Linked DNA regions of Homo sapiens: region 1 is linked to region 2. The links are chromatin loops, found by intact Hi-C in ENCODE. Cell type or tissue: mammary epithelial cell. All regions are shown on one strand. Links, peaks and the distances in the headings refer to the core of each region. The heading gives the core; the rest is flanking DNA. Region 1 holds the start of GYPB (glycophorin B (MNS blood group)). Region 2 overlaps FREM3 (FRAS1 related extracellular matrix 3).

Evidence for each region. Peaks named below come from ENCODE experiments on the same cell type or tissue, not always from the same donor. Only the 100,000 strongest peaks of a DNase experiment are listed, where the experiment ranks them.
Region 1: it touches region 2 in a loop (18-fold over the local background); 2 of 110 quality-filtered maps call a loop at or near these places.

Annotation. Positions count from the first base shown.
Region 1 is chr4:144,017,096-144,032,432 of GRCh38, reverse strand. GYPB (glycophorin B (MNS blood group)) reads left to right here and starts at 13,053. Exons shown (of 5, transcript NM_002100.6): 1 at 13,053-13,182. The coding sequence starts at 13,146. In mammary epithelial cell, for the core only: a CTCF peak has its summit at 10,639 (motif pointing right); no DNase peak of the experiment used is centred there.
Region 2 is chr4:143,579,732-143,596,331 of GRCh38, reverse strand. It overlaps FREM3 (FRAS1 related extracellular matrix 3), which reads left to right. Exons shown (of 8, transcript NM_001168235.2): 7 at 10,339-10,488. Among named protein-coding and RNA genes, the nearest start is that of SMARCA5-AS1, 73 kb to the right of the region's middle. In mammary epithelial cell, for the core only: a CTCF peak has its summit at 8,417 (motif pointing left); no DNase peak of the experiment used is centred there.

The sequences.
Region 1 (15,337 bases), core at 7,338-15,337, 430 kb before region 2:
TCCTACTAGTTGTGTGACTCTCAGCCTCTCAGAACTCAGCTCTCTTCTCTTCAAAAGAGAAATAATAACACCCTCGTCCCCATAGGCTTATTGTGAGGCTTGCCTTCAGTAAGCCATGTATGTGAAAGCATGACACCTTGCATAATTGAATAAGAGTCTAGGTAGTAAAATATTATAATTATTTGGTCAACATACACGTGCACGCACGCACACACACACACACACCCCCGACACAGAGAGAGAGAGAGAGAGAGCCTTTCACCCAAGGTTACATTTTTCCATAAGTATCACATCTGCTATCAATATCACTTAACTAATTAGGGCCCAAGGTTATAAATCACAATTTCAGAATGGGTTATAAATACAGAGAAGTGTCTTAGTATGCTCAGTAGTTTTTAATCTCTCACAAGAGATTATGAAACAACCTTGTGTACAATGGAAAAAGACATAAATCTCCTGTTCTGCTGTAAAATTATTTATAATATTCTTTCTTGTTTTTTTTTCTTCCTATTAGTCTTTCCCTATCTTCTGTTGAATTCTGAAATAAATGTGTCCTCCAATTTGTTGGGGGAGCATAAACTCAGATTTCATCTCTGATGGTTCTGGGAAGGAAGTGGGTTTTAATTTAAAGCAAAGCTCATGTATCTAGCAATATATCGACTTTGTTTTTTTTCACCTTTATTAAAGGAAATATAGGAAATTAAGTGTATCCTGGTAGAGCAACTTGGTTGATAAAGTAACACTTTTTCTCATTAAGAGGAAGTTTGGGGCTCACTTCATTTTACTCACTGACCACTGCTGATGCAAAAGAGGGTAAGTGCTGTCACTTCCTTAGGCTGCCATTTGGTTCACACAAGCTGGAAATCTGGCTGCTTCTTAGATGCCTTGGGAAGAAAACCCAAGGGCGCGCGATGCACTTCATCACTGATTGAGAATGTTTCAAGTCCAGCCTGTAACTGCCAGCTTGTTTTGTTGTTTTAAATCAAATACTCAGCCTTGGGAAAAACACTTAGCCTTGAAATATCTGCCTGAAGAATTGTCAGTGTTGTTTTAACAGCCAGATCAACTTTTTGGTGTGTATTGGGAAGACTGAGTCTGTGTCTAAAGTCAATATCTGCTTTCAGAGAAAAAAGAGAGAGAGAGAGAGACTCCACTGAACGGATTTAAAAAACACAGCTCAATTGGGTCAAAATGTTGTTTTAGAAACAGTTGTCCTTATAACAAAATTCAAAAAACTCTTACTCAAACCACTGCATTCAATCCCAAAAAGGAAGCATGTCCTGCTGATCTCTCATATGTAAAGTATAGATAGATGAACTCATCTCAGTTCATCTCCTTTGCAGGGACATAAATGAATCTGGAAACCATCATTCTTAGCAAACTAACACAGGAACTGAAAATCAAACACCGCATGTTCTCACTCATAAGTGGGAGTTGAACAATGAGAACACGTGGACACATGGAGGGGAACATCATACACCCCGGGCCTGTCGAGGGTGGGGAGCTAGGGGAGGGATAGCATTAGGAGAAATATCTAATGCAGATGATGGGATGATGGGTGCAGCAAACCACCATAGCATGTGTATACCTAGGTAACAAACCTGCATGTTCTGCTCATGTATCCCAGAATGTAAAGTATAATAATAAAAAAAAGAAACTCATCTCAGCTACTGACTTGCACAAAAGATAAGCTTCCTGTGGTTTGTCTGCATGTTCTACTTCAACAACCAAGCTGACAGCAGAAAGTGGCAACACAGGGCAGTAGCATTTTTTAAAGAAAAGTTTGAAATTTGAAAGAAAGATAGGATAAGTGAAGGGTAAAAGCAGAGCCAAAGGAACTGAGGGAAAAGTTGCAGTATCAACTCTACTGGACCGGAGCCCTCGGTACCCTTCAAATTGCCCTTCTTGAAACAAATCCTTACACCTATGAATAAATATTTGTTTACTTGCTTTAATCTCCAATTTTGCAGCCAATAGAACCTGACTGAGCTCTCCCCAACTCTTCCCACTTTGAAATCTTCCTCTGTGTTCTCTCCTACATCCCACCTTTCATGCCCCACTACCACTCTCCCATCCCCTACTAGTCAGATGGTCTTAGGATGACTGTAGGTCCCCAGGGCCACAGAAGCCCCTAGTTAGGTGGAGAGGAGTTATTAGCAGGTGGGGATACCTGCAGGGATGACCGAGCAGGTGGAGAGGAGTGACCAGCTTATTATTCATTCGTTCATTTATTCAACAAATATTTATTTAGAGTCTATTTTCTGCCAGGAATTATTATAGATTCTGAAGATACAGAAATAAAAACATAATCAAAAATCCTTCTCTCCTGGAGCTTACATCTAGTGAGATAAAGAGTATATAGTATGTTAAATGGTCATGAGTACTACAGAAAAAATTAAAGCTGGGAAGTAAGAAAAAGATTGTTATGGACTGGTTGCAATTTAGGTTAGTCAAGGGAGCTATCTTTAAAGGGTGACATTTGAGTAAAGATCTTAAAAGAGACATGAGCCAAGAAATTATATAGCAAAGGAGTATTCCAGAAGGATACATCAAAGCGAAAAGGTCCTGAGGTCTGACTTGTGGAAGTAGCAGCCCAAAAGACAGAATTACTAAAGGGGAGAGTTGAAGGAGACGAGGTCAAAGAGGTAGGAAGGACTGACCCTGTAAGGCCCTTGGCTGATTTTCTTAGTACAGTGGGGAACTATTAGAGGATTCTGAGCAAATAACTATTGTGACTTGACTTATATTTTTAATAGATCTGGAATGGACACTCATTTCATTTATGACTTGCCTATTCCCCTTAAGTTCCTAATAAAGGTAAAGGGGAAAACAACTGAGGACTAGACTAGTAGGAAGGAGTTACTAGGTGGAGAGACACTCGTATTGTTGTGAGATAACAAAGGCAACAGGAGTCAGTGCTATAAATGTCCTATTGCTCAAGAAAGAAACTTCAAAGAGAAATGTATTGCTCTTCCATGACCAGGTTTGGAACTTCAGAATGAATGTCTGAGTGTACAACATTGTAAGCAGAAATCTGAGTCTCAAGAGAAGAAAAATCTCAGTTTGAGCACCTGGCTGCCAAGCTCTGACCCATCTTAGGAGAACTTCATCATGTAAGAGCCTGGATGACATTGCCGGTGTTAAACCCTGTGGATGATCTTAATCATTCTTACTTGATCCCTCTGCAGTATTGAAGACTGTTTTTCCATTCTTAAAATCCTCTTTCCTTGTCCTTCTGTGACTTTAGGAACACCTCCCTTCTCTGGTATTTCTCCTTTCTCCAACACCACTCCTTCTCTGGACCTGTTATGGCCACTCTTCTTCCTATGCTTTGTTCAGTTCTCCAGTGTACATTTTAGCCCTATTTCCTCTCACTTTTGCTAAACTTACTCTTTCCAGTGATTTCAATTATCATAGATATTTGGACATTTACTCCACTTGAATATTCCACAGTCTTTCAAAGCCAGCACATTCCACATTTAGTCACCATATTTACTCCTTCCACTATTCCCTTCTCTTTTTATTTGTTGACTCTTACTTATCCTTCATAATTCATATTACATTATGCAGAAAATCTTTGCTGGGGGCTCATCTCCAGCTGTTTACAGCCTGGTCTCGGATCCTATATTCCAGCTCTAACAGCTTTCACTTTGCACTTACCTCCACCATAGTATTTGTTACACTGAGAGGCAATTATCTGAGTAGGTGAAAAAATATTATATTTTAAAAACTATTTGATGGGGCTGTAGAATTTATCAGGAGTACAGAGACAACTGATTTTTCATTAAAAAAGACTTTTGTTATAAAACATAGTCAATAAAGAGATGTATTACCCTGCTTAATAAAGTAGGAGAGTACCTTTCTGAATCAGAAATTTGGGATTAAAAAGAAAAACTAAGGAATATTCTGCTTTTCCTCAACAACTGAGGAAGAATACAGGAAAAGCCAGGAGTATGGAATCCTGAGGAAGTAAAGAAAAAAAGGAGAAGGAATTCAATTCTGAGGAATGAATCATAGCAATACAGTGACAGGCCAGGACCAAGAAGACAGCTGACCGAGAGGGGATTCCCTATGAAGATGGCTTGCAGGCTTCAGACACAGTGTTGTTTTCTCCTCTCTGCTGGAATTCCTCTCTATTGTCTCTAAACCCTTAGTAAAATTATTTCATATATGATAGTCTTGTGTTAGCTGTCCCTGGGAAGGAATGAGAAGAGGCTCTGTCCATGAATTCCATGTAGGGCAAAGTGGTGGGCAGTGCACACCCTGGACCAGGGCTCTGATAAAAGAGGTGATTGAGGAGAGGTCTTGAAACAGCTTTTGGAAGAAGATAATGTGACTCCCCCAGTATGTTAGTCCATTTTGCATTACTACAAAGGAATACCTGAGGCTGGGAAATTTATAAAGAAAAGAGGTTTAGTTTGACTTATGTTTCTACAGGCTGTACAGGGAACATGGTGCTGACATCTGCTTCTGTTGAAAGCCTCACAAAGCTTCCCAATCATGGTAGAAGGCAAAGGGAGAGCTGGTGTATCACATAGCAAGAGGGAGCAAGTGGGTGGGGAGGAGGCATCACATTCTTTTAAACACACGGGGAAAGGATTCCCTATTTAATAAATGGTGCTGGGAAAATTGGCTAGCCATATGTAGAAAGCTGAAACTGGATCCCTTCCTTACACCTTATACAAAAATTAATTCAAGATGGATTAAAGACTTAAATGTTAGACCTGAAACCATAAAAAGCCTAGAAGAAAACCTAGGCAATAGCATTCAGGACATAGGCATGGGCAAGGACTTCATGTCTAAAACACCAAAAGCAATGGCAACAAAAGCCAAAATGGACAAATGGGATCTAATTATACTAAAGAACTTTGGCACAGCAAAAGACACTACCATCAGAGTGAACAGGCAACCTACAGAATGGGAGAACATTTTTGCAACCTACTCATCTGACAAATGGCTAATATCCAGAATCTACAATGAACTCAAACAAATTTACAAGAAAAAAACAAACAACCCCATCAAAAAGCGGGCAAAGGATATGAACAGACACTTCTCAAAAGAAGACATTTATGCAGCCAAAAAACACATGAAAAAATGCTCATCATCACTGACCATCAGAGAAATGCAAATCAAAACCACAATGAGATATCATCTCACACCAATTAGAATGGCGATCATTAAAAAGTCAGGAAACAACAGGTGCTGGAGAGGATGTGGAGAAATAGGAACACTTTTTCACTGTTGGTGGGACTGTAAACTAGTTCAACCATTGTGGAAGTCAGCGTGGCGATTCCTCAGGGATCTAGAACTAGAAATACCATTTGACCCAGCCATCTCATTACTGGGCATATACCCAAAGGATTATAAATCATGCTGCTATAAAGACATATGCACACGTATGTTTATAGCAGCACTATTCACAATAGCAAAGACTTGGAACCAACCTAAATGTCCAACAATGATAGACTGGATTAAGAAAATGTGGCATATATACACCATGGAATACTATGCAGCCATAAAAAATGATGAGTTCATGTCGTTTGTAGGGACATGGATAAAACTGGAAACCATCATTCTCAGCAAACTACCGCAAGGACAAAAAACCAAACACCACATGTTCTCACTCATAGGCAGGAATTGAACAATGAGAACACATGGACACAGGAAGGGGAACATCGCACACCAGGGACTGTTGTGGTGTGGGGGGAGTGGGGAGGGATAGCATTAGGAGATATGCCTAATGCTAAATGATGAGTAAATGGGTGCAGCACACCAACATGGCACATGTATACATATGTAACAAACCTGCACGTTGTGCACATGTACCCTCAAACTTAAAGTATAATAATAATAAAATTAAAAAAAAAAAAGAAAAGCTACTCCTGCTTGCTTCTGGTTGCATTTGCATGGAATGTCTTTTTCTACCCCTTTACCTTAAGTTTATGTGAGTCCTTATGTGTCAGTTGAGTCTCATGGAGGGAGCAGATAGTTGCTTTATGAATTCTTATCCATTCTTTAATTCTGTATCTTTTAAGTGGAGCATTTAGGCCATTTATATTCAATGTTAGTATCGAGATATGAGGTACCATTCCATTCATTGTGCTATTTCTTGCCTGTATACCTTGTTTTTTAGTTGTTGTTGTTTGTTTGTTGTTGTTGTTGTATAGGTCCTGTAATATTTACTCTTTAAAGAGGCTCTGTTTTAATGTTGTTCCAGAATTTCTTTCAACATTTATAGCTCCTTTTAGCAGTTCCTGTAGTGCTGGCTTCGTAGTGCCAAATTCTCTCAGCATTTGTTTGTCTGAAAAAGACTGTATCTTTCCTCCATTTATGAAGCTTAGTTTCGGTGGATACAAATTCTTGCCTGATAATTATTTTGTTTAAAGAGGCTGAAGACAGGGCCGAAATCCCTTCTAGTCTATAGAGTTTCTGCTGAGAAATCTGCTGTTAATCTGATAGGTTTTCCTTTATAGGTTAACTCGTCCTTTTACCTCAAAGCTCTTAAGATTCTTTCCCTCATCTTAACTTTAGATAACCTGATGACAACGTGCCTAGGCAATGATTTTTTGCAATGTATTTCCCAGGTGTTCTTTGAACTTGTATTTGGATGTCTAGGTCTCCAGCAAGGCTGGGAAGTTTTCCTTGATTATTCCCCAAAATATGTTTTCCAAACTTAGATTTCTCTTCTTCCTCAAGAAGGCTGATAATTCTTAGTTTGGTTGTTTAACATAATCCCAGATTTCTTGCAGGCTTTGCTTGTATTTTCTTATTCTTTTTTCTTTGTCTTTGTTGGTTTGGGTTAATTTGAAAACCTCGTCTTCGAGCTCTGAAGTTCTTTCTTTTACTTGTTGGAATCTATTGCTGAGACTTTCCAGAGCATTTTGCATTTCTATAAGTGCATCCATTTTTTCCTGAAGTTTTGATTGTTTGTTATTTATCCTATCTATTTAATTGAAAATTTCTCCCCTCATTTCTTCTATCATTTTTTTTTCACTTCCTTAAATTGGGCTTTGCCTTTTCTGGTACCTCCTTGATTAGCTTAATAACTAATCTTCTGAATTCTTTTCCAGGTAAATCAGGGATTCCTTCTTCATTTGGATCCATTGCTGGTGAGCTAGTGAGATTTTGGGGGGGTGTTAAAAAACCTTGTTTTGTCATATTACCACAGTGGGCTTTCTGGTTCCTTCTCCTTTGGGTAGGCTCTGTCAGAGGGAAAGTCTAGGGCTCAAGGCTGTTGTTCAGATTCTTTTGTCCCACAGGGTGTTCCCTTGATATAGTACTCTCCCACTTTTCCTAGGGATGTGGCTTCCTGAGGACAGAGCTGTAGTGATTTTTATCCCTGATTTTTATCCCATGCAGGTTGTCAGGGAAGTTGAAGTCATAGGCCTCACCCAGCTCCCACATAACCCGAAGGGCTGGTCTCACTCCCACCATAGCCCCTACAACAGCACCGAGTCTGTTTCAAGGCAGTGGGTGAGCAGGGCTGAGATTCTGCCCCAGGCTACCTGCCTCCCAGCTGCAAAAGCAAGTAGGGCTTTGGTACTTCCCCACCTGTGGAGTCTGCACACTGGATTCATGCCCTCCCCCAGGTTCTGGCCAGGAGATTTCTCAATCTGTTCAAATTGTTACAAAGTTCAGCTGGAAGTTTCCTTCTCTTTGTGACCATTTCCCAGTGCCTCTGGTAGCCCTCCTCAAGGACCCCTGTGAGGCAAGGCAGAAATGGATGGCTAGGGAACCCAGTGAGCCCACAGGGCTTTTCGCGCTGCTTTCTCTAGCAGTGTATGTCACTTGGCTCTCTAAATTGACTCAGCTCCAAGTAAGGTCAAAATCTTCTCCTGTGATCTAGACCTTTAGGTTCCCCAGTGAGGATGTGTGTTCAGGAGCTGACTATTCCCCTTTCCCACTTCCACAGTTTGCAGTTTGGGCTCCCACAGCATTTGGGGTGTCTCCTGAGACCTGCAGGAACAATCCACTTCCTTCAGAGGGTCTGTGGGTTCTCTCAGCTTTCCTGATTTATTCCTGCAGTCAAAGTTCATGATACAAGCCTCCACACGCTGCTTTGTCTGTTCAAGTGGGAGCTGCAATCCAGTCCTGCCTCCCATCCACCATGATCTCTGGAATACATCTGAAATGTTCTATGTCTTGATTTGAGTGACAGTTTCACACATATACTCATGTATGTGTGTGTGTGTGTGTATGTGTGTATATATACATATGAGTTATACACTTAGTTTGTGAGTGTTACATTTTAATAAAAATAAATCTTAGAAATGACTACATATTTGTTCCTTTTCTTTTATCAGTATACTTCCTCTAGTATTCATATAGAGAACCAGGGCTAAATTCATCTTTACAAAGGTAAACGGCAGAATGAATTGATATACTAGACATTGAAAAGAACCAATGTGAGATTAAAATTTCAAACAGTTTTGAAAACTACTACATTGTGTATTCTTGCACTATCTCTCTCTTTCTTGGTATCAGACCATTGCTCATGCTGTTTTCTCTGCTTAAAATGTTCTTACTTCTCCCGTGACTTGTCTACTCATCCTTTAGGTCTTGCTTGCTCTGGAAAACCTTTCCAGAACCCCAAGTCTGAGTTAGGTACCCCTCTTATGTACTCTTATAACACCCTTTGCTTACTACTATCATCCACTTGACACTCCATAATGCAATTGCCTTCTTACTTTATTTGTTTCCCAATTAAGCTGTCAGTTCCTGAAGGGAAACTTGAGTTACTGAAGGTTGTGTCTTCCACACTTGGCACAGTGCCCGGTAGGTGCTCACAAATCATTTGTTGAATTATTATTTGGATGTAGAACAAGCTGGACCTATCAATTCTCAGCAGAAAGATCATGTATGATTCCTGATTCCAGCAGTATAGCACAATGGACTTAGAGGCAACTGGGAACAGTTTTTCACTGTCTACATCACCATTGTAGTAATGAGAGTTTCTCACTTCTGGGGTTTCTTCAACGCACATCACATCTCATTATAATCTTAAAGAAAGGAAACTGAAAACTGGGTTAAAGAAATCTCATCACTAGAAGGTGTTGAAGGAGACTCCTAAATAAATTAGATTTCCAAACCCAAATGCCAAAAGCTTAGAAAGAGTATAAATGAATGTGATGGATTGTGTTTTCGCTCCCAATTATTAGGGCCCTTCCTGTAAGTGTTTTATATATCCTCACCATTGACCTATGACTTGGAGGACTTCCATTTGGAAGAATTATATTTACTTGTCCCGTTGAGGTCAGCTTGGCCACTGATTTACTTTGGCTAATAGAATATGAGAAAAAAAAATAACACATACCATGTCTGAGAGGAAGCATTAAAAGCCATTCCTTATTTGGCCTTTTTCCCCCAGTTTGCAACAAGAACAGCATATTCCAAATGGGGGTGGCTCCTTCAGTCTGGATCCTGGAACTTGTCACCGTCATAGACCAAATGTAATGTGAGCAGGAAATGAACCAGTGTTGCTGCAAGACACTGAGATTTTGAGGCCTTACCACAGTAGAACCTAATCTAAGAAATGGAAGCAAGCATCAGGTGGAGCACTTACCAGACTCAAGAAAGCCTATTTGTCCCAAGAGACAGCCAGTCCTTAGCTCTCATGGATTGTCACAATGTAGAACTGCATGCTAACTCTTGCCAGATCTTCCGGTAACAGGAGCCAAATTTTTAATTAAATCAATTCCTGATTTTTAATTAAAATATACCTTCTTTTTAAATGTTAGCAGCTAAATCCATACGTTTAAAAAACACTTAGGGCAAATCAAATCAAGTAATACACTCATAGTCTCTTTTCCATTCCATAGTTTGCTCATATTTAAAATAAGAATGCTAATATCTGTTCTGCCTCTCTAACAGGGTTATTTTGAGCGTTACATTTATCTTACCTTGTAGTTGTTTTTTTATTTAAAAAAAATTTCAAATGATAAACAAACAAAGGTCAGGGAAAGTTCTTAGACTACTCTGGCAAAGGAGGCTGGAAAATTCTAAGGCGATGAGGTGCCAAGGAGGATAGTAGTATAAACCACTGTGCCTCCACTTTCCTGCCCCTCCCCTGTTCTCCACTCCTCCATGCAAAACATGAAAAGCACACTTCTCCACTGGCAGATCAGACTAGCATGCAACCATCTTCAGGAATAATCTAAGCCTGAAATAGTTGAGAGGTAAGTAATTGACAAAAATGAATGGTTCTCTGTCATGAAACAAGCAAGGTATAAGTTTGTGTTGATCGATCCAAGTTGCCTTTCCTAGATTATAACATTGAACTTCATCCTTCTTAACTACGTCATAGAAATGACTCAGGCAATTCAAAAAATAGCCTAAAGACATGTAGTATCAGGAAAATTGGATAAGTTTTTTATGTTTGATCAAATGCCTCAAAAGTACTTCTTTTATTTTATGCAGAGTCAAAATTCTTAAAAGATGTGGATTTGTCTAATAATTTGCATGATATAGCTCTTAGGCAGAATTTTATGATAATTCTGAATGTGTATTTCAGTAAAAATATTTTTGAAAAATTTAAAGAAGATTAGGGAATGCCTGAAAGAGAAAAATGTAATCTGACGTATATTTTTTTCTGTTGCATTTACGGGGCTCACATTTTTTCCTTCCATTGTGCAGATACGCCACTAGAGGGAACTATATGGCTCTGCTTCCTCACACCCTGTATGAGGTGCTGAATCTGACCTCTGATTTCCTCATTGAGAACCCTCCAGGTTTTGACTTACTTTAATAGGGCCAGGTACTCTACAGGGCATTGTGCCAGATGCTGGAAACAGAACAACAGAGACAGGACCCACAAATACAAAGCAACAGATTGTTCACAACAACCTGAGACAGGTGTTAATAAACAGGCATGTGTGAGCACTACAGGAGTTTAGAAAATTGCTAAGGATGTGATTCTGCAGGAAAGGAGAGTGGGAGGTCATGGAAAAGAAAGCACTCTCAGACTCTGACCAGTCCAGGCTGAAGGAGGTATGAAAGCTGAATTTTAGGCTGAGTTTCCTTTTCGTTTTCCCCTTCCTGCCTTAGCAATGGACCTCCATACTGGAGGGAACCTGAAGCTAGGATATGACATAGGTTACCCGTAGGATATATAAAAAATGATCAGCCTATACACCCAGGACTGCCCGTGAGAAGTTGCTTTCCTTTGCACTGCAATATTCATTTGTCATTTATTGATTTGAGAAATATTTATTGTCAAGTGTGCCCTAAGCACTCATTGGTAAATAAGATAGACATAGTCAGGGTGTGTCCACTTAAAAATTGTAGTCCAGTGGAGACACAATGATTGCAATGTAGTGTAATAAGTCCTATGATAAGGGAAGAAGATGGAACCACACAAGTATAGAGCAGGGGCACCTGAGAAAGACAGGAAGTCAGGGAAGGCTTTGTGGAGGAAGTACTATTCAATTAAGAGCCTAAGCAGAATTGGAGGCCACCTAAAAAGGAGTAGGTGTATTCCAGGTGAAGACAGCACAACCCAGAGGAAAAAAGAATCAAATAGGATTTTATTTGTGTATATACAATTTTGAGATCTTGCTGTTTTCCACGTATCCATTTTATCCTGAGTCTCTATATCTTTATTTTTGAAAACATGATTTTAATAGTTGCTCTAATAGTCCATTGTAAGAATAGTGACAGTTATTTATCCATTTTCAGAAATAGCATTTTTAAGACTCATGCTAATCGCTCTCCCTTTGTCAATATAAAATCATGTGAATTAATTCTTACTGCTTATATGAATATCAACAACATTTCCTTTACTTGGTTGACTCTTGAGCACAATTCCTGCAACTCAACCTGATATCCAGCCATAACAAACACTGACTTTATGGAAGGTGTTAAATTATTATGTATTGTTTAATTTTAACTTTTTAGTAAAATTTGCTGCAGTTGTTTTACATGAATTGGCAGGGCCTTAAGAGGCACTCTGGATTCTTTTCTTGCTGCTCAGATTACCCCGTCTGTGTCATTCATTCTTCCGTCTCTCCCAAGTCTGCATCTCCACTCCCTCCATCCATTAGAGGAGCCTCAATCTCAGGCTCCTCCCTCTCTGGGATGCTCTGCTGATACTTATCTCCATCTTTTATCCAGTAAATACTTTTTTTTCTCTGTGGTCCAGTTTCCTGAAGCTGCAAACATTAACTTCATAAATGATTTTTTTAAACCACACTTTGGGTAAATATGTAAGTATGATATATGTGGCAAATTGCTTACATAGCAAATTGATTTTCTGGGTCAGGCAGGAAAGACTTTCACAAAAATCTTACAGGAAGTAAGATGATTTAGATGGAGTATCCAGTCACCTTCTGTTGAACCATTTCAGATCTAATTTATATTTTTTGTTCTGTCTCCCTTTAATGTCCTCACATTTCCATACCTTTCATTTTAACCTACTTTAATGATAAGGTTTTTGGTTTGTTGGGTTTTGTTTCTGACTGTTTGCATTTATTGTCTTGGTATTCATTTATGCTTACTTAGCAAGGTATATTTCAGACAGAAACAGCTCACTGGTTTCATAGCTGCACAGCACTAGCTCTTCAGTTCAAACTCTATTTTCACTGAAAGATTTGTTGCATCTCATGTCTCTTACATTGCTGTGTGACTCACCATGAGTTTGGGAGTCTTGCAGAACCTCAGAACACTCAAATGATTTAAATTTCTCAAATATGTTCATTTCACATATAGGAAGTCACTTTCATTTGGACCACCGGGTCTTGACATTAGAAATGAGAAGGTCTATGGCTCCACAACAGCTACCTCAGCCTGGCACGTGCCCTGGCCTCAGAGATTCACAGTCCAGTTCTTTGTCCAGTTGGGTGGCTCCTGTCTACCACCTTACCATGCCCATTTAACTTATGCAAAGTTAATATCACAAGTAGCCACCTGTTCCTTGCAGTGAAAATTGTACTTACCACTTTCACAGCCCCAAGATATCCATGTATCTTTATTAACAGGCGCTTAACAACTTGCATCATTTAAAATGCCTCCCCTGCCTATCAGCTGATGATGGCCGCAGGAAGGTGGGCCTGGAAGATAACAGCTAGTAGGCTAAGGCCAGACACTGACACTTGCAGTTGTCTTTGGTAGTTTTTTTGCACTAACTTCAGGAACCAGCTCATGATCTCAGGATGTATGGAAAAATAATCTTTGTATTACTATTGTCAGGTAAGTGATTTTATTTCATCTTGGTTCTGTTATATTGGGTATGAGATCATAGAATAAAATATGAACTACCCTATTTCAGTTCTATCTTATTTAAATCAATAAATGAGTAGTATTTCCTCTTCCAGTCTGGTGGATGGATTTTACTGGAACTCAGCTACCAATGTGGGGGAAATGACACAAGGGAGCCCAGTATTTATGGCCGAATCCAGTTTTCTAGTATGAGAAGCTTACTTCAATTCTAAGTCTAGCTAGAATTAAAATAATTTTATCAAATGCTATGAGAAATAGCTCTCTGTGAATAAATGTATTGCTTTGTTTGAGTTATAAGGAGATTCATTTCCAAACTAAAGAGTTATTAACAAAGGTGTTGGTAGCTATATGGCTTTTAGTTTTCAAAAGGTGTAATTTCCTATTTCTGCCAAATGGTGAGAAGCCAAAAGGATGAACACTGAAACCGTGGGGAGTTGTTTGCTTCTCTGTGGGTCCATTACTAAAGTGTCACATAGGAAGAAAAAAAACAAAAACAACTCTTACTGGCTTAGGTGTCGTGTGAATTTTAGGAGAAATTTAAATCCATTAAAATAAATATCATAGGGTCATTATTAAATTGTATTAATTCAATAATTTGAATTTAACTTAGTTTAAATTTAATTATTAATTTAGTGTCTTAAATTAACATGATTTTGGCCTCTTTCTGAGAATATTATAGTTAAACATCCTCTCAAGTGCAGTGCTTATGTGTTAGCAATACTAGTGCCCAGCACACAGGGGGCAGGCAGTTGCTTGAAACATTCTGAGTCTATTAGACATTGCTGTAACCCAAGTGAGCGCAAGTATCAAGGATCTACTGAGCACTCTGTAGCATACAGGGAAGAGAGATCAGCATTTTCTAAGATACCCTAGGGGAGGATAAAATAGTGCAATAGTTAAGAGCACAGGCATGAGGAACAGACAGAACTGGGTTCAAATCTAGTTTTACTTCTCAAGGCTGGGGAACATTAAGGCAAATTAAGGGCCCACATTTTTATGTGTCCTCGTCTTTAAAATGCAGGCAATGTTGGTACTTACCTCATAATAATTGCATAAAGATTAAACAAAATATTTAATGGAATACACTTAGCGATGCCAGAAACAAAGTAAAATGTTAAGCGTACTACGCATTTTCTATGATTAGAATTAACTATCATGATTAATAAGTATTAATAATATAAGTAATATTAAAATAATTAGTAGCTATCAATAATTATAGACTAGGGAACAAACCTACGTATGTGATTGGTGATTTCTGAGAGTCAGAGAGACAAGAAAATTACAGAAAGAAAACAGAAAACAAACATAGCTACTCTAATTTTTTAAGCAGAAAAGTATGAAAACATTTAGTTTGAAGAAAACAAATGAAAGGGATGTAGTGTAATATTTGTATATGTATTCATATATTTGAAGTGCTATTACACAGAAAAAAAGATGTATTCTTTGTGTTGCTCCATGGGGCAAACCAAACTGGATGTAGCTCAAACAAAATTAGACACTGCGTACTCTACTGGGGGTGTGCCCAGCATTTGGGAAAACTCTGTGTGACTTACAAGTGCCCCAAATTTGGAAAGGGTTCCTGGCAAAGAAATGATTTTTTTTTTAAATTTCTACAACTACACAAGCAGATAGTGAATTAAAGCCTTAAATGGCACTTGATAAAGAGGTCACTGGGGCAAGATGACCCTGAAAGCTACAATGGTCTCCAGTACCCAAGCTGTTATCATCTTCGTAGCAGAAACCCTCCAAGGAAACTCTCTGGATGTGGCCACTTTATAGTATAACAGAAAGGTGGAAGATCAAGTTTTTCCCCCATACTGATTAGCCGAAGACTAAACATGGTGAAGTCTTTTTCTTTTTTTTTCTTTTTCTTTTTTTTTTTTGCTATGAAAAAAAGACGATTGCCTTGCTTTCTCCAGGAATCTTAAGAATAAAGCCGATATTTCTAATTCTAAACTTACCAGAGATCTTCTTCCAAATGGAGAACCCATTTTTTCTAATATGACTTGATTCCCAGTCCCTGAATTCCTGCACTCATTTGATGATTCAGTCATTACATGTCAGATTGTGAACCAGACACTGAGCCCAGGGCAGGAAGAAAAATGGGCTCCCATGGAGGATACAC
Region 2 (16,600 bases), core at 4,245-12,244:
TCTCACATGAATAATTGCAATACCTTTCTAATGGGTTGCACTAATTCCTCCTAAATTCATGGCCCACACTGACACTGGACAGATGTGCAGAAAACAAAAACCAAACACCTTTTCACTGCCTAAAATTGGTTTCCACATTCTATAAAATCTAAAATATCAAGTCCCATCTACCTAAAATGATTATGTTCCTCTCTAAATTCATTCCAAACATTCCTCTGTTCTCACCTTACACACTACCAATAAACAAGTTCTTGCATCCCTTCCTAAACGGTAGGCTTTTTTCATGCTTATGTGTCTTTGTTCCTACTAGCCACTCTACCTGGAACATTTTTCCCACCTCTCTCATTGGTCAATTCTCACTCATTTTTAAAGACATAGCACCTTATTTTCTCCAGGACTCCTTCTGAGCCTCAAAGGCAGTTCCTTCTTTTTTTTTTTTTTTCTGAGATGGCGTCTCGCTCTGTCGCCCAGACTGGAGTGCAGTGGCGTGATCTCAGCTCACTGCAAGCTCTGCCTCCCAGGTTCACGCCATTCTTCTGCCTCAGCCTCCCAAGTAACTGGGACTACAGGAGCCTGCCACCACACCTGGCTAATTTTTTTGTATTTTTAGTAGAGACGGGGTTTCACCGTGTTAGCCAGGATGGTCTTGATCTGCAGACCTCGTGATCCGCCCACCTTGGCCTCCCAAAGTGCTGGGATTACAGGCAAGAGCCACGGTGCCCGGCTCCCTTCTTTTGCTATAGCATAGCTGAATGAAATCCTAAGTGCTACAGCAAAAGAAGGAACTGGTGTGGAGGCCCTGTCATACCAAAAATATCTCAAAAACAAGACTGTATATCTGTTTACATTCCCAGTAACTAGCACCATGCTTACAGCACATAGGGGATGCTCAATAGATGTTCGTTGAACTGAAGTAAAAAATATTTTTTAAAAAAACATTGAATTGGCTTTGCCAAATCTGATATTACAGAACCAATACTGACCAATGGGCATTGTCTTTCTTTTCTCAGAATTCAAAACCTGTTTAAATAAGCAGCTCTAGAATTGTTCTAAAGATTAAGCCTACCCGTCTGTTTCTAGAATCTGTTTTCTATCCTGAGACAACTGGAAAAATATTTTCCTATCTTCCATTTTTTGGCATCCATTCTGTTCTGTATGGTTTCTCAGTTTACCAACAGTGTTTCTGTTACCTCACCTGCAAAACCTGGCATTAAGCGTCTCCGAATATGAACACTGAACTCATTTTAAATGATAATTTTATCTCTTTGAGAGCTTAATTTCTGACCTTGTCATATTTATTTTTCCTATTTTCATTTAAAGAACATTCTCTCTTAAAGGAGATTAAAACACATCTATGGCTGTGGAATCCATTTAACATAAATGTGATGTGGCCAAAGCATCATATTCTTCTAATTGCCCATCCTTTAGAATCACTGCTAGCATCTCAGTTTCTCAGACAGAGCTAAGGTAAAGAGTACTTGGAAACTCTTCTGTGCTACATGGAGGAGCTGTTTTCTCTGTTCTGACAGATCTCCTGATGCTCAATACCTAGAGCATCTAGAAAGAATTTCATGACATTTTTTCCAAGTGACACTACCCTCCTCTCATGTCTTATATCTTAGTGTATTCAGAGGCTTGAGTTCTGACATTTTTTTCTCTAAACAACAGTACAACTGATCCAAATGTTTTTTACCTTTCTCACTTCTTGCCCTTCCCCAATGCCACACAATATAATTCCTCTGCTAAAAATGTAGGTAACTTTGTTCAAAGTTTTTTTCAACAAACTTTGTAATAAGTTCAAAATACATCAGAAGAGAGTTAAAAATGTCCATTTGACAAATTCTTGAGACTTTGTCAATATGCCAGCCACTGCATCACTAAAAATACAAGGGCATATAGAATATGGTGCCTGACCTTGAGAACAGTTCATAAGACTCTGATAAAAACACAGGACAGAGGGTGGAGCCAAGATGGCCAAATAGGAACAGCTCCAGTCTACAGCTCCCAGCGTGAGCGACACAGAAGACGGGTGATTTCTGCATTTCCAACTGAGGTACCAGGTTCATCTTACTGGGGAGTGTCGGACAGTGGGTGCAGGGCAGTGGGTGCAGTGCACCGTGTGTGAGATGGAGCAGGACCAGGCATCGCCTCACCCGGGAAGCACAAGAGATCAGGGAATTCCCTTTCCTAGTCAAAGAAAGGGGTGACAGACGGCACCTGGAAACTCGTGTCACTCCCACCCTACTACTGCACTTTTCCAACGGGCTTCTCAAACGGCACACCAGGAGATTATATCCTGCACATGGCTCAGAGGGTCCTACGCCCACAGAGCCTCGCTCATTGCTAGCACAGCAGTCTGACATCAAACTGCAAGGTGGCAGCGAGGCTGGAGGAGGGGCACCCGCCATTGCCGAGGCTTGAGCCAAAGCGGCTGGAAAGCTCAAACTGGGTAGAGCCCACCACAGCTCAAGGAGGCCTGCCTGCCTCTGTAGACTCCACCTCTGGAGGCAGGGCACAGACAAACAAAAGACAGCAATAACCTCTGCAGACTTAAATGTCCCTATCTGACAGCTTTGAAGAGAGTAGTGGTTCTCCCAGCATGCAGCTTGAGATCTGAGAACGGGCAGACTGCCTCCTCAAGTGGGTCCCTGACCCCCGAGTAGCCTAACTGGGAGGCACCTCCCAGTAGGGGTGGACTGACACCTCACACAGCCGGGTACTCCTCTGAGACAAAACTTCCAGAGGAACGATCAGGCAGCAGCATTTGCAGTTCACCAATATCCGCTGTTCTTCAGCCACCGCTGCTGATACCCAGGCAAACAGGGTCTGGAGTGGACCTCCAGTAAACTCCAACAGACCTGCAGCTGAGGGTCCTGACTGTTAGAAGGAAAACTAACAAACAGAAAGGACATCCACACCAAAAACCCATCTGTACGTCACCATCATCAAAGACCAAAGGTAGATAAAACCACAAAGATGGGGAAAAAACAGAGCAGAAAAACCAGAAACTCTAAAAATCAGAGCACCTCTCCTCCTCCAAAGGAACGCAGCTCCTCACCAGCAACGGAACAAAGCTGGACAGAGAATGACTTTGACGAGTTGAGAGAGGAAGGCTTCAATAGATCAAACTACTCCAAGCTAAAGGAGGAAGTTCGAACCAATGGCAAAGAAGTTAAAAACTTTGAAAAAAATTAGATAAATGGATAACTAGAATAACCAATGCAGAGAAGTCCTTAAAGGACCTGATGGAGCTGAAAACCACAGCACGAGAATGTGATGAATGCACAAGCCTCAGTAACCGATGCGATCAACTGGAAGAAAGGGTAACAGCGATGGAAGATGAAATGAATGAAATGAAGCATAAAGAGAAGTTTAGAGAAAAAAGAATAAAAAGAAACGAGCAAAGCCTCCAAGAAATATGGGACTATGTGAAAAGACCAAATCTACGTCTGACTGGTGTACCTGAAAGTGACGGGGAGAATGGAACCAAGTTGGAAAACACTCTGCAGGATATTATCCAGGAGAACTTCCCCAATCTAGCAAGGCAGGCCAACATTCAAATTCAGGAAATACAGAGAATGCCACAAATACTCCTTGAGAAGAGCAACTCCAAGATACATAATTGTCAGATTCACCAAAGTTGAAATGAAGGAAAAAATGTTAAGGGCAGCCAGAGAGAAAGGTCGGGTTACCCACAAAGGGAAGCCCATCAGACTAACTGCTGATCTCTCAGCAGAAACTCTACAAGCCAGAAGAGAGAGGGGGCCAATATTCAACAATCTTAAAGAAAAGAATTTTCAACCCAGAATTTCATATCCAGCCAAACTAAGCTTCACAAGCAAAGGAGAAATAAAATACTTCACAGACAAGCAAATGCTGAGAGATTTTGTCACCACGAGGCCTGTCCTAAAAGAGCTCCTGACGGAAGCACTAAACATGGAAAGGAACAACCAGTACCAGCCACTGCAAAAACATGCCAAATTGTAAAGACCATCAAGGCTAGGAAGAAACTGCATCAACTAATGGGCAGAATAACCAGCCAACATCATAATGACAGGATCAAATTCACACATAACAATACTAACCTTAAATGTAAATGGGCTAAATGCTCCAATTAAAAGACACAGACTGGCAAATTAGATAAAGCGTCAAGACCCACCAGTGTGCTGTATTCAGGAAACCCATCTCACGTGCAGAGACACACATAGGCTCAAAATAAAGGGATGGAGGAAGATCTACCAAGCAAATGGAAAACAAAAAAAGGCAGGGGTTGCAATCCTAGTCTCTGATAAAACAGATGTTAAACCAACAAAGATCAAAAGAGACAAAGAAGGCCATTACATAATGGTAAAGGGATCAATTCAACAAGAACAACTAACTATCCTAAATATATATGTACCCAGTACAGGAGCATCCAGATTCATAAAGCAAGTCCTTAGTGACCTACAAAGAGACTTAGACTCCCACACAATAATAATGGGAGACTTTAACACCCGACTGTCAACATTAGACAGATCAGTGAGACAGAAAGTTAACAAAGATATCCAGGAATTGAACTCAGCTCTGCACCAAGTGGACCTCATAGACATCTACAGAACTCTCCACCCCAAATCAACAGAATATACATTCTTTTCAGCACCACACCACACCTATTCCAAAACTGACCACATAGTTGGAAGTAAAGCTCTCCTCAGAAAATGTAAAAGAACAGAAATTATAACAAACTGTCTCTCAGACCACAGTGCAATCAAACTACTACTCAGGATTAAGAAACTCACTCAAAACCGCTCAACTACATGGAAACTGAACAACCTGCTCCTGAATGACTACTGGGTACATAACGAAATGAAGGCAGAAATGAAGATGTTCTTTGAAACCAATGAGAACAAAGACACAACATAGCAGAATCTCTGGGACACATTCAAAGCAGTGTGTAGAGGGAAATTTATAGCACTAAATGCCCACAAGAGAAAGCAGGAAAGATCTAAAATTCACACCCTAACATCACAATTAAAAGAACTAGAGAAGCAAGAGCAAACACATTCAAAAGCTAGCAGAAGGCAAGAAATAACTAAGATAAGAGCAGAACTGAAGGAGATAGAGACACAAAAAACCCTTCAAAAAAATCAATGAATCCAGGAGCTGGTTTTTTGAAAAGATCAACAAAACTGATAGACTGCTAGCAAGACCAATAAAGAAGAAAAGAGAGAAGAATCAAATAGACGCAATAAAAAATGACAAAGGGGATATCACCACTGATCCCACAGAAATAAAAGCTACCATCAGAGAATACTATAAACACCTCTATGCAAATAAACTAGAAAATCTAGAAGAAATGGATAAATTCCTCGACATATACACTCTCCCAAGACTAAACCAGGAAGAAGTTGAATCTCTGAATAGACCAATAACAGAATCTGAAATTGAGGCAATAATTAATAGCTTACCAACCAAAAAAAGACCAGGACCAGATGGATTCACAGCCGAATTCTACCAGAGGTACAAGGAGGAGCTGGTACCATTTCTTCTGAAACTATTCCAATCAATAGAAAAAGAGGGAATCCTCCCTAACTCATTTTATGAGGCCAGCATCATCCTGATACCAAAGCCTGGCAGAGACACAGCAAAAAAAGAGAATTTTAGACCAATATCCTTGATGAACATTGATGCAAAAATCCTCAATAAAATACTGGCAAATTGAATCCAGCAACACATCAAAAAGCTTATCCACCATGATCAAGTAGGCTTCATCCCTGGGATGCAAGGCTGGTTCAACATACAAAAATCAATAAACGTAATCCAGCATATAAACAGAACCAAAGACAAAAAACACGTGATTATCTCAATAGATGCAGAAAAGGCCTTTGACAAAATTCAACAATGCTTCATGCTAAAAACTCTCAATAAATTAGGTATTGATGGGACGTATCACAAAATAATAAGAGCTATCTATGACAAACCCACAGCCAATATCATACTGAATGGGCAAAAACTGGAAACATTCCCTTTGAAAACTGGCACAAGACAGGGATGCCCTCTCTCATCACTCCTATTCAACATAGTGTTGGAAGTTCTGGCCAGGGCAGTCAGGCAGGAGAAGGAAATAAAGGGTATTCAATTAGGAAAAGAGGAAGTCAAATTGTCCCTGTTTGCAGATGACATGATTGTATATCTAGAAAACCCCATCGTCTCAGCCCAAAATCTCCTTAAGCTGATAAGCAACTTCAGCAAAGTCTCAGGATACAAAATCAATGTGCAAAAATCACAAGCATTCTTATACACCAATAACAGACAGAGAGCCAAATCATGAGTGAACTCCCGTTCACAATTGCTTCAAAGACAATAAAATACCTAGGAATCCAACTTACAAGGGAGGTGAAGGACCTCTTCAAGGAGAACTACAAACCACTGCTCAAGGAAATAAAAGAGGATACAAAGAAATGGAAGAACATTCCATGCTCATGGGTAGGAAGAATCAATATTGTGAAAATGGCCATACTGCCCAAGGTAATTTACAGATTCAATGCCATCCCCATCAAGACACCAATGACTTTCTTCACAGAATTCGAAAAAACTACTTTAAAGTTCATATGGAACCAAAAAAGAGCCCACATCGCCAAGTCAATCCTAAGCCAAAAGAACAAAGCTGCAGGCATCACGCTACCTGACTTCAAACTATAATACAAGGCTACAGTAACCAAAACAGCATGGTAGTGGTACCAAAACAGAGATATAGACCAATGGAACAGAAGAGAGCCCTCAGAAATAATGCCACATATCTACAACTATCTGATCTTTGCCAAACCTGAGAAAAACAAGCAATGGGGAAAGGATTCCCTATTTAATAAATGGTGCTGGGAAAACTGGCTAGCCACATGTAGAAAGCTGAAACTGGATCCCTTCCTTACACCTTATACAAAAATTAATTCAAGATGGATTAAAGACTTACATGTTAGACCTGAAACCATAAAAACCCTAGAAAAAAACCTAGGCAATACCATTCAGGACATAGGCATGGGCAAGGACTTCATGTCTAAAACACCAAAAGCAATGGCAACAAAAGCCAAAATTGACAAATGGGATCTAATTAAACTAAAGAACTTCTGCACAGCAAAAGAAACCACCATCAGAGTGAACAGGCAACCTACAGAATGGGCGAAAATTTTTGCAACCTACTCATCTGACAAAGGGCTAATATCCAGAATCTACAGTGAACTCAAACAAATTTACAAGAAAAAAACAACCCCATCCACAAGTGGGCCAAGGACATGAACAGACACTTCTCAAAAGAAGACATTTATGCAGCCAAAAAACACATGAAAAAATGCTCATCATCACTGGCCATCAGAGAAATGCAAATCAAAACCACAATGAGATACCATCTCACACCAGTTAGAATGGTGATCATTAAAAAGTCAGGAAACGACAGGTGCTGGAGAGGATGTGGAGAAATAGGAACACTTTTACCCTGTTGGTGGGACTGTAAACTAGTTCAACCATTGTGGAAGTCAGTGTGGCGATTCCTCAGGGATCTAGAACTAGAAATACCATTTGACCCAGCCATCCCATTACTGGGTATATACCCAAAGGAATATAAATCATGCTGCTATAAAGACACATGCACACGTATGTTTATTGTGGCACTATTCACAATAGCAAAGACTTGGAACCAACCCAAATGTCCAACAATGATAGACTGGATTAAGAAAATGTGGCACATATACACCATGGAGTACTATGCAGCCATAAAAAATGATGAGTTCATGTCCATTGTAGGGACATCGATGAAGCTGGAAACCATCATTCTCAGCAAACTATCGCGAGGAGAAAAAACCAAACACTGCATGTTCTCACTCATAGGTGGGAATTGAACAATGAGAACACATGGACACAGGAAGGAGAACATCACACACTGGGGCCTGTTGTGGGGTGGGGGGATGGGGGAGGGATAGCATTAGGAGATATACCTAATGCTAAATGATGAGTTAATGGGTACAGCGTACCAACATGGCACATGTATACATATGTAACAAACCTGTACATTGTGCACATGTACCCTAAAACTTAAAGTATAATAATAATAAAAAAAACACAGGATAGCATGTTAGAATGGTAAATTTAACATTTTTGCATTTTAAAGAGGTGCTAAATCAAGAGAGGGGGCTCGAAGGAGACCATTTGGGCAGTATGATGTGTGCCACCTGCAATGTGGAGAACACAATGAACTGGGATCTGGCTCTGCCTGGAAAATCTGAATGTGGGAGATAAACTGGTTGGCTGCTTTGGTGGATGAACAAAAGAGAGGGACTGCATTGGGGTTAAGTGGTATTCCTGGAGTTTATCAAGGCAGAGGATGCAGGAAGGTTGCCATGGACCACATGTGAGCCATGCATACAAGAGTGAGCCAGAATGAACTTGTCCAAAGGTGCCATCTAGAGGGCTGAACAGAGGTACTTCCAAATGCTAAATAGGTTGAGGAATGATTAAGTGATCAGCCAGAATATATCTGTTTCATCCTCATCAAGAGAACTGCAGATAAGAGATACCCAACTGTGGGAGTGAGAGATCCCAAAGAACCTGCAGAAGTGCCCATGATAAACAGGATCAGCTTTTCTTCCATCTTCCAAAACCAAAGAGTACTGACATCCATGAAAGTGTTCAAGAAAGAACTTTCCTGCTACTCCTGCCTATCCTCCTTCTTTCCTGTCCCAACCGTGGAGGCATCAGAAACACCCATTAGCAATAATGAGGAGAAAGTTCTTGGTAAGAGAAGAAAGAATGGGATATGTGCATTACCCTGACCTGATCACTGTGCCATAAATATATCAAAACACCACTATGTACCCCATAAATACATACAATTACTACATGTTCATTAAAAAGAAAAGAAAGAATGACCCTACCACCCTTTTCTGAGTGCAGGCCACCTGCCTGCTGTATGCCTGAGGTGAGCAAATTGCAAGTGTATTCCATCACTACAGTTATAGAACTATTTGAAATGTTAGGGAAGCACAGAGTGAAGAATGATTATTTATTGAGGAAATAAATATGGCTTCCCAGAGAAGGCAACTCTTTATCAATAAAGTCTTAAAAAAATGAGTAGGCATTTGCCATATTGGCACATTCCAGCTCAGAGAACATCATCAACAAAGATGGAGGCTCACAAATGCATGCTGTGTTCAGTGTATTGGGAGCTGTTTGGCATAACCAGGACAGGAGAGGTCTTGCAGTTTTACTACTACTACTCCCTCAGCAGTTAAAAGATCTACTAAAATACATCTTGAAACAAATAATATTTACTAAATCTGATTCCTAGCCTCCAAAAATTTGAATTTAAATTCAGATACACTCCTGGTGCATTGCAATATATTTGCAAAGGTGTCATCTCCATAACTAATTTTCCGTTCAACAACCTCAAGGGGTTGTTCCTCCATGGTGAATCTGCTTCCTAATATTTACATTTTTTGCCTCCAGATGTCACAGCCAACAAAAGTATTCATCTCAAAATCTTTTTCATGACAGTACATATAGTAGGTATTGTTACAGCTAAGCCTTGTATATGCTTTAAATAATCACCTAAGTTCATAGCTACCTTTTAGAACAAGAGCGAACGGGGTATGGATAAGTGTATTTGCTTGGCCAAAGCAACATTCGCATTGTCAACCTCTTTCTCCTTTTAGAAGATGTACAATTCCCTTCTACCCACCGCTGAAGCCTGGTGTCTGTGCTGGTTGTTCTCCTTCAGCCTTCTTTTTCTATGGAGTCACTTCTTGGTCTCCTGGGGAAGCGCTTCTGGCATCTCAGCTAACAGGATCTCTCCTCCCCCTCATTCACTGCCCCAGGATTTCCATCTGTCCCTGTAATCAGCAAATGCCCTAAGAAAAGGCATAGCCATAGTGATCAAACTCAGAATTCTGGCTCAACTGTCCCTCCACAGGAAGAGCAATTTTCTCCCTGCCAAAAAAAGCCTCTCTAACTTCTCCACCATCTTTTCCCAAACAATAGTGGACTTGCCTGAGTTACAGCTGATTGGCCAATTTTCCCTAATAGGAAAATCTCTTCTATGTAATGGAAAGTTCTTAAAACAAAAAAATGAATAGCATCTCAACTGACTTCATCTCATGGCATTTCCTGGAGTCAAAGTCATGGTATGTGACTCTGATGTGGCTTTTTGTGTGTTTTTGTTTTTGTTCTCCCTGAGCTATATAAAAAAACAAGACCTATGGGATCTGTCATGTCTGACAATTATGACAAATGCCCAGGCTCACACAGGGCCAAAGGAGACAGTATACCAGGCAGGCTGAAGCATTCTTAGTGTATCTTTTTTTGCCTCTTTAGAACCTGTCCTGCACTTTGGGGATGCTGAATATCACGTCAATGAAAGTGCTCGCTACGTGGAGGTTTGTGTTTGGAGAAGAGGCACTGATCTTTCCCAACCATCATCCATCGCCGTGCGCTCCAGAAAGTCAGAGCAGGAGTCAGCAGAAGGTGAGAGGGCCACTTAAAGAATATATCATTATCATGATACATGTTTATGGTGGAGTCTAGTCTGTTAAGTGTAAGCATGCTTAGTCTTTGTTGATGGACTCTGAATGAAAGTTTCTCTGGCTTCAGCACGTAGATGGTTTGTATACATAATGACTTCTGCTGGTTACAAAATAAGTACATTATTCAAACAGCAGCCTTTATGATTCATTTATTACCCACTGGCTTGTCATGGGCTCACATTAATTTTTCCAAAGTTCAGAATATTTATAGATACCTAAAGCTGCTCATAAACAATATTTCAGATGAAATTACCCCCATAATGGCCAAGCAAGTCCCAACTCGTGGAAGAATCTCGTCACATATTAGACCTTTGAAGTGTAGGAGGTTTTCACTTCAGACTCAGGCATTTGCCTTAGCTTCAAACAGCATGTCTTCATGCCCTGCTCACCTTTGCATTTCCTGACATGGATGATCAAGGCCTAGCTGACAGCATGGCACAATTCTAGATATCATTTCCTCTAGAGTACCTGTCAGGTGCTTTATCAGAAAAAGAACAGGACCCAATAGGAAAAGAAAAGGACATTTCCATGTACATTGATGCCCACATTTTCTCATTTGCAGTTGTGACCTTTTGGTGTGGTGTTAGGTTGTTAATTTTATATCTTTCTAACTTTTTGATGTGAGCATTTAGCACTATAAACTTTCCTCTTAATACTGCTTTAGCTGTGTCCCAGAAGTTCTGGTATGTTGTATCTTTGTTCTCATTAGTTTCAAAAAAATTTCTTGGTTTCTGCCTTAATTACATTGTTTACCCAGAAGTCATTCAGGAGCAGGCTGTTTAATTTCCATGTAATTGTATGGTTTTGAGTGATCTTCATGGTATTGGTTTCTATTTTTATTGTTATATAATCTGAGAGTGTGGATGGTATACTTCTGAATTTTTTGAATTTGCTAATAATTTTTATGGCCAACGGTGTAGTCGATTTTAGAGTACGTGTATGTGCAGAAGAGAAGAATGTATATTCTGTTGGTTTTGGGTGGAGAGTGTTATAAATGTCTATTAGGTCCATTTGGTTAAGTGTCAAATTTGGGTCCCAAATATCTTCATTACTTTTCTGCCTTGATGGTCTGTCTAATACTGTCAATAGGGTGTTGAAGTCTCCCATTATTATTGTATGGTTATCTAAGTCTCTTCATAGGTCTTTAAGGACTTGTTTTATGAATGAGGATACTCCTCTGTTGGGCACATAAATATTCAGGATAGTTAAGTCTTCTTGTTGAATTAAACCCTTTACGATTATATAATGCCTGTCTTTGTCTTTTTTATCATTGCTGGCTTAAAGTCTGTTTTGTCTGAAATTAGAATAGCAACCCCTGCTTTTTTTGTTTTCCATTTGTTTGGTAGATTTTTTTTTTTTTTTTTTTTTTGAGACGGAGTCTCGCTCTGTCGCCCAGGCCGGACTGCGGACCGCAGTGGCGCAATCTCGGCTTACTGCAAGCTCCGCTTCCCGGGTTCACGCCATTCTCCTGCCTCAGCCTCCCGAGTAGCTGGGACCACAGGCGCCCGCCACCGCGCCCGGCTAATTTTTTGTATTTTTAGTAGAGACAGGGTTTCACCTTGTTAGCCAGGATGGTCTCGATCTCCTGACCTCATGATCCACCCGCCTCGGCCTCCCAAAGTGCTGGGATTACAGGCGTGAGCCACCGCGCCCAGCCTGTTTGGTAGATTTTTCTCCATCCCTTTACTTTGAACCTATGACTGTCATTGCATGTGAGATGGGTCTTTTGAAGACAGCATGTGGTTGGATCTTTCTTCTTTATCTAACTTGCAACTCTGTGGCCTTTTAATTGGGTCATTTAGCCTGTTTTCATTCAAGGTTAATATTTGATATGTGAGGATTTAATGCTGTCATCTTGTTGTTAGCGGTTTATTATGCAGACTCAATTGTGTAGTTGCTTTATAGTGTCAATGGTCTATGTACTTAAGTGTGTTTTTGTGGTGGCCATAATGGTCTTTCATTTCCATATTTAGTGCTCCTTTAAAAACCTCTTGTAAGGCAGGTCTGGTGGTAATGAATGCCCTTAACATTTGCTTGTCTGATGAAGATCTTATTTCTCCTTTTTTGATGAAGCTTAGTTTGGCTGGATATAAAATTCTTGGTTGAGATTCTTTTTTTTTTTTAATAATGCTTAATAAAGGCCCCTAATCTCTTCTGGCCTGTAGAGTTTCTGCTGAAAGATATGCTGTTAGCCTGATGAGGTTCTCTTTGCTGCCTTTCTCTTCTCTTTAGCTGCCTTTAATATTTTTTTCTTTCATGTCAACCTTGGAGAGTCTGATGACTATGTGTCTTAGGGATAGTTGTCTTATACAGTATCTTAAAGGGTTCTCTGCATTTCCTGAATTTGAATTTTGGCCTCTCTAGTGAAGTTGGGGAAATATGCATGGACAGTATCTTCAAATATATTTTCCAAGTTGTTTGGTTTCTCTCCCTGTCTTTCAGGGATGCCAATGAGTCGTAGATTTGGTCTCTTTACAGAATCCCGTATTTCTAAGAAGTTTTGCACATTCTTTTTTATTCTTTTCTCTTTATTTTTGATTCTGTTCATTCAGAGAACCTTTTTGCTATGAGATTCTTTCCTCAGCTTGGCCAATTCTGTTGTTAATACTTGCAATTGGCCCGGCACAGTGGCTCTCATCTGTAATCCTAGCACTTTTGGAGGCCTAGGCAGGTGGATTGCTTGAGTCCAATGTGGGCAACATGGCAAAACCCCATCTCTTCAAAAAATACAAAAAAATTAGCCCGGCATGGTGGTGTGCACCTGTAGTCCAAGCTAGTTGTAAGACTGAGGTGGGAAGAGCACCTGAGCCCAGGAGGTTGAGGCTGTGATGAGCCATACATTCCAGCCTGGGTGACAGAGTTCAAACCCATCTCAAAAAAAAAAAAGTAAATTAATTAATTTAAAAATAATAAATATTTTCAATCGTATTATGAAATTCTTGTAGTGTTTTCAGCTCTATCAGATCTGTTGGTTCTTTCTTCATTTCATCTTTCAGTTATTATATCATTTTATTATTATCCCTAGATTCCTTGGATTGGTTTTGACTTTCACCTGATTCTCGATGATCTTTATTCCTATCCATATTCTGAATTCTATGTCTGTTATTTCAGTCATTTCAGCCTGGTTAAGAACCATTGCTGGGGAACTAGTGCAGTCATTTGGAGGAAGGAAGACACTATAGCTTTTTGAATTGCCAGAGTTCTTACGCTAGTTCTTTCTCATCTGTATGGGCTGATATTCCTTTAACTGTGGTGTAATTTTAATATAGTCAATTGACTTTGTTTCTGGACGTTTTCAGAGGGCCAAGGCTTTGTTCAGGGTCTTCATATGTAGCTGAATTCTTGTCCTTGGTTTCACAGGGTGTTATATGCAAAGTATTTTTGGTTTTGAAGTTTGGGCTGTGATCTAGTAGATGGCGTGTAAGTGTAACGGCTGGTAGGCAGGCTCTTACTCAGCCACATGGCTCCTCTGTGCATTTGCAGCCATGTTCCCTCTCAGCACTCTAACAGTGTGGGTTCCTCTCTTACCTGAGTGCTGGCTGCAGATCTTGGCTTTGCACTCCTAAGCTATACACCGCAGCCTTGAGGCAAGCTCAGGCTTTACACTCCCTCTCCAGCTTGGGGGTGACGAGGACAGAGACCTTAGCAGTGGTAATGGCAAAGGGCTTTTGACTTGTCTCTTGGAGCTCCACCCCAGAGAAACACAGAGCCACTACAAATCAGAGTGGCTGCATTGTGAGCCCAAGCTTGGGGCACTGGGGAGGGCCTGCCTGGTGATGGGCAGGGAGTGCAGGAAGCTCACAGGGAGGACAGACTGGCCTCTTCTCCTTAGGGCAGCTAAGAGCTGGAGGTGTGAGTAAAGCACTCAGAATCTTTGTTCCTTTTCTTCTCTGGGGGCAGCAAGGGCAGTACCACTACAGTGGCAGTAACAAAGGAACTTTCAGTTGCCTCTGGGAGCTCCACCCCAGAGAAATGCAGAGCCACTGCCAATGGAAATGTTCAGCCAGGAGGTGGTGCAGCTGTGCTGTGGTCTTGAGCCAGGAGCCCTGTCTGGTGAAGAGCAGGGGGTTGGGGTCTCACAGGGAAGAGAGACTTGGCTCCTGTCCATATGGCAACTGGCACGGTAGAGGTGTGAGTAAAGCCCTCAGACTCTTTGTTCCTTCCCCAGTCTGAGGGCAGCACTGGCAGAACCACTGCAGTGGCAGTGGCAGAGGGGCTGTCAGTTGCCTCTGGGAGCTCCAGCCCAGGAAGACACAGAGCCACTACCAGTGGGAATGCTCAGCCAGGGGCAGGGCAACTGCTTTGCAGTCCTGAGCTGGGGGCCCTGCCTGGTGAACAGTAGAGGCTCCCAGGAAACAGAAACTGAGCTCCTCTTCGTATGGTGTTTGTGCCATGCCGGAGGTGTCAGTGACTTGACCAGCCCTTTGTTCCTTCCCCAGTCTGAGGGCAGTAAGGGCAGTACCACTGCAGCTGCAATGGCAGAGAGGTTTTGCATTGTCTCTGGGATTTCCTCCCCAGAGAAATGCAGAGCCGCCAATGACTAAAGGGTTCAGATGGGGACAAGATGGCTGTGCTGGGTTCCCAGATCAAGAGGCCCTACCCAGTGAGGATAACAGTGGCAGGGACTCGCATGGAGAACAGTCTGGGCAGTTTTCTATAATCCTGCTGCACTGGGCTGGAGGCCTGAGTTAGTCCTGAATCTCTTTGCTCCCTCCCAAGCCTGAGCGCAGCAGGAGCTGGGGTTGTGGAGCAGCAAAAATGGTGGCACTGCTACTTCTGGGAGCTCTGTCCCAAGGAAGTGCGGAGCTGCTACCAGCCAAGAGCCTAGGTGGGGCTGGGGTGGCTGGTGTCCCAGGTCGGGAGGCCCTGCCCAGTAAGAGGTAGCAGAAGCAGGACTCATGGGGAAAACAGTCTATTTCTCCATAAGGCAGCTGTGCTGTGCTGGGGGTTACATTAGTTCTCAATCTTTGTGCTCTCTCCAGAGCCTGAAGACTGCAGGGGCAAGAGCTGCAGACCAGCAAAACTGACAGGCCTGCCTGCTACCACTGGGATCTCCATCCCAGAGAAGTGCAGGGCTGCTACCAGCCTGCAAGCTCAGGTGGCCATGCTGGGGTCCCAGGCCAGTGGGCTTTGTTTAGTGAGTTCAGTGGAGGCAAGTTGTGCAGTCCATCTGCTCTTCAGCTCTGTGAATTCACAGAGCCCCTATCCTGGGGGCATGTGAGGCAGCAGGAGCTCCAGAGGCTGGTACCAGTGTTCCCAGGGGTCCAAAGCCCCTGGGACTCCATGCATGCCTGAGCCTTAGCTCTGCCCAGTCTCCACACAGTTCCCTGTGTCTGTCTGGAGGCACCAGTGGTAGGGGTGGTCATGGGGGATTTCCAGAGCCCAGGGTTGCAAAGGTTCATGGAAGAACTGTGGGTCCCAGGAGGGTCGCACTCACCATTTACCCACGGTGGGGATCCTCCCCTGGCTTTGCCCCAGTCCTAGGTGGGCAGCCGTCCTGTCTCACTCTTCTATGTTCTCTGTGGGTCATGTTGCTTCCTTGATGAATCTCAACCTGTCCACCTAGAAAATCCAGCTGAAGAGCTTGTGTGTTTATTCACCACTCTCTGTCCTCTCCATGAGAGCAGCACACACTAACAGCTTCTAGTTAGCCATCTTGGCACTCTCCTCCCCTTTTTTTCATTCTTTTTTAAGTTTTCAGACAGGGTCATTTCTCACTGTGTATGTATCCATGAAACCAAGAGTGAATAAACCCATTTGGTTAGGTGGACTTCTTTGCCTGTGGTTTGAAAGAGAAATTTAGATTCCTTTAGATAAACCTCTTTGCATAAAAGTAATGACGCCTCTGCTAGCTGTCTGGTAGGGATGAACTAATAAAAGTAATGTTCATGCTTGGGATAGTGATTCATGGGTTTAACAAGTAGAGTTGTAGAAGTAAGGTTTATACTTGATAATCTATTGAACCTAGTAAATATTTGACATCCGCTAAGGTTAGTTAACTATATTAATCTTATGTATATATGTATAAGGTGTTACTTGTTACATTAATAATT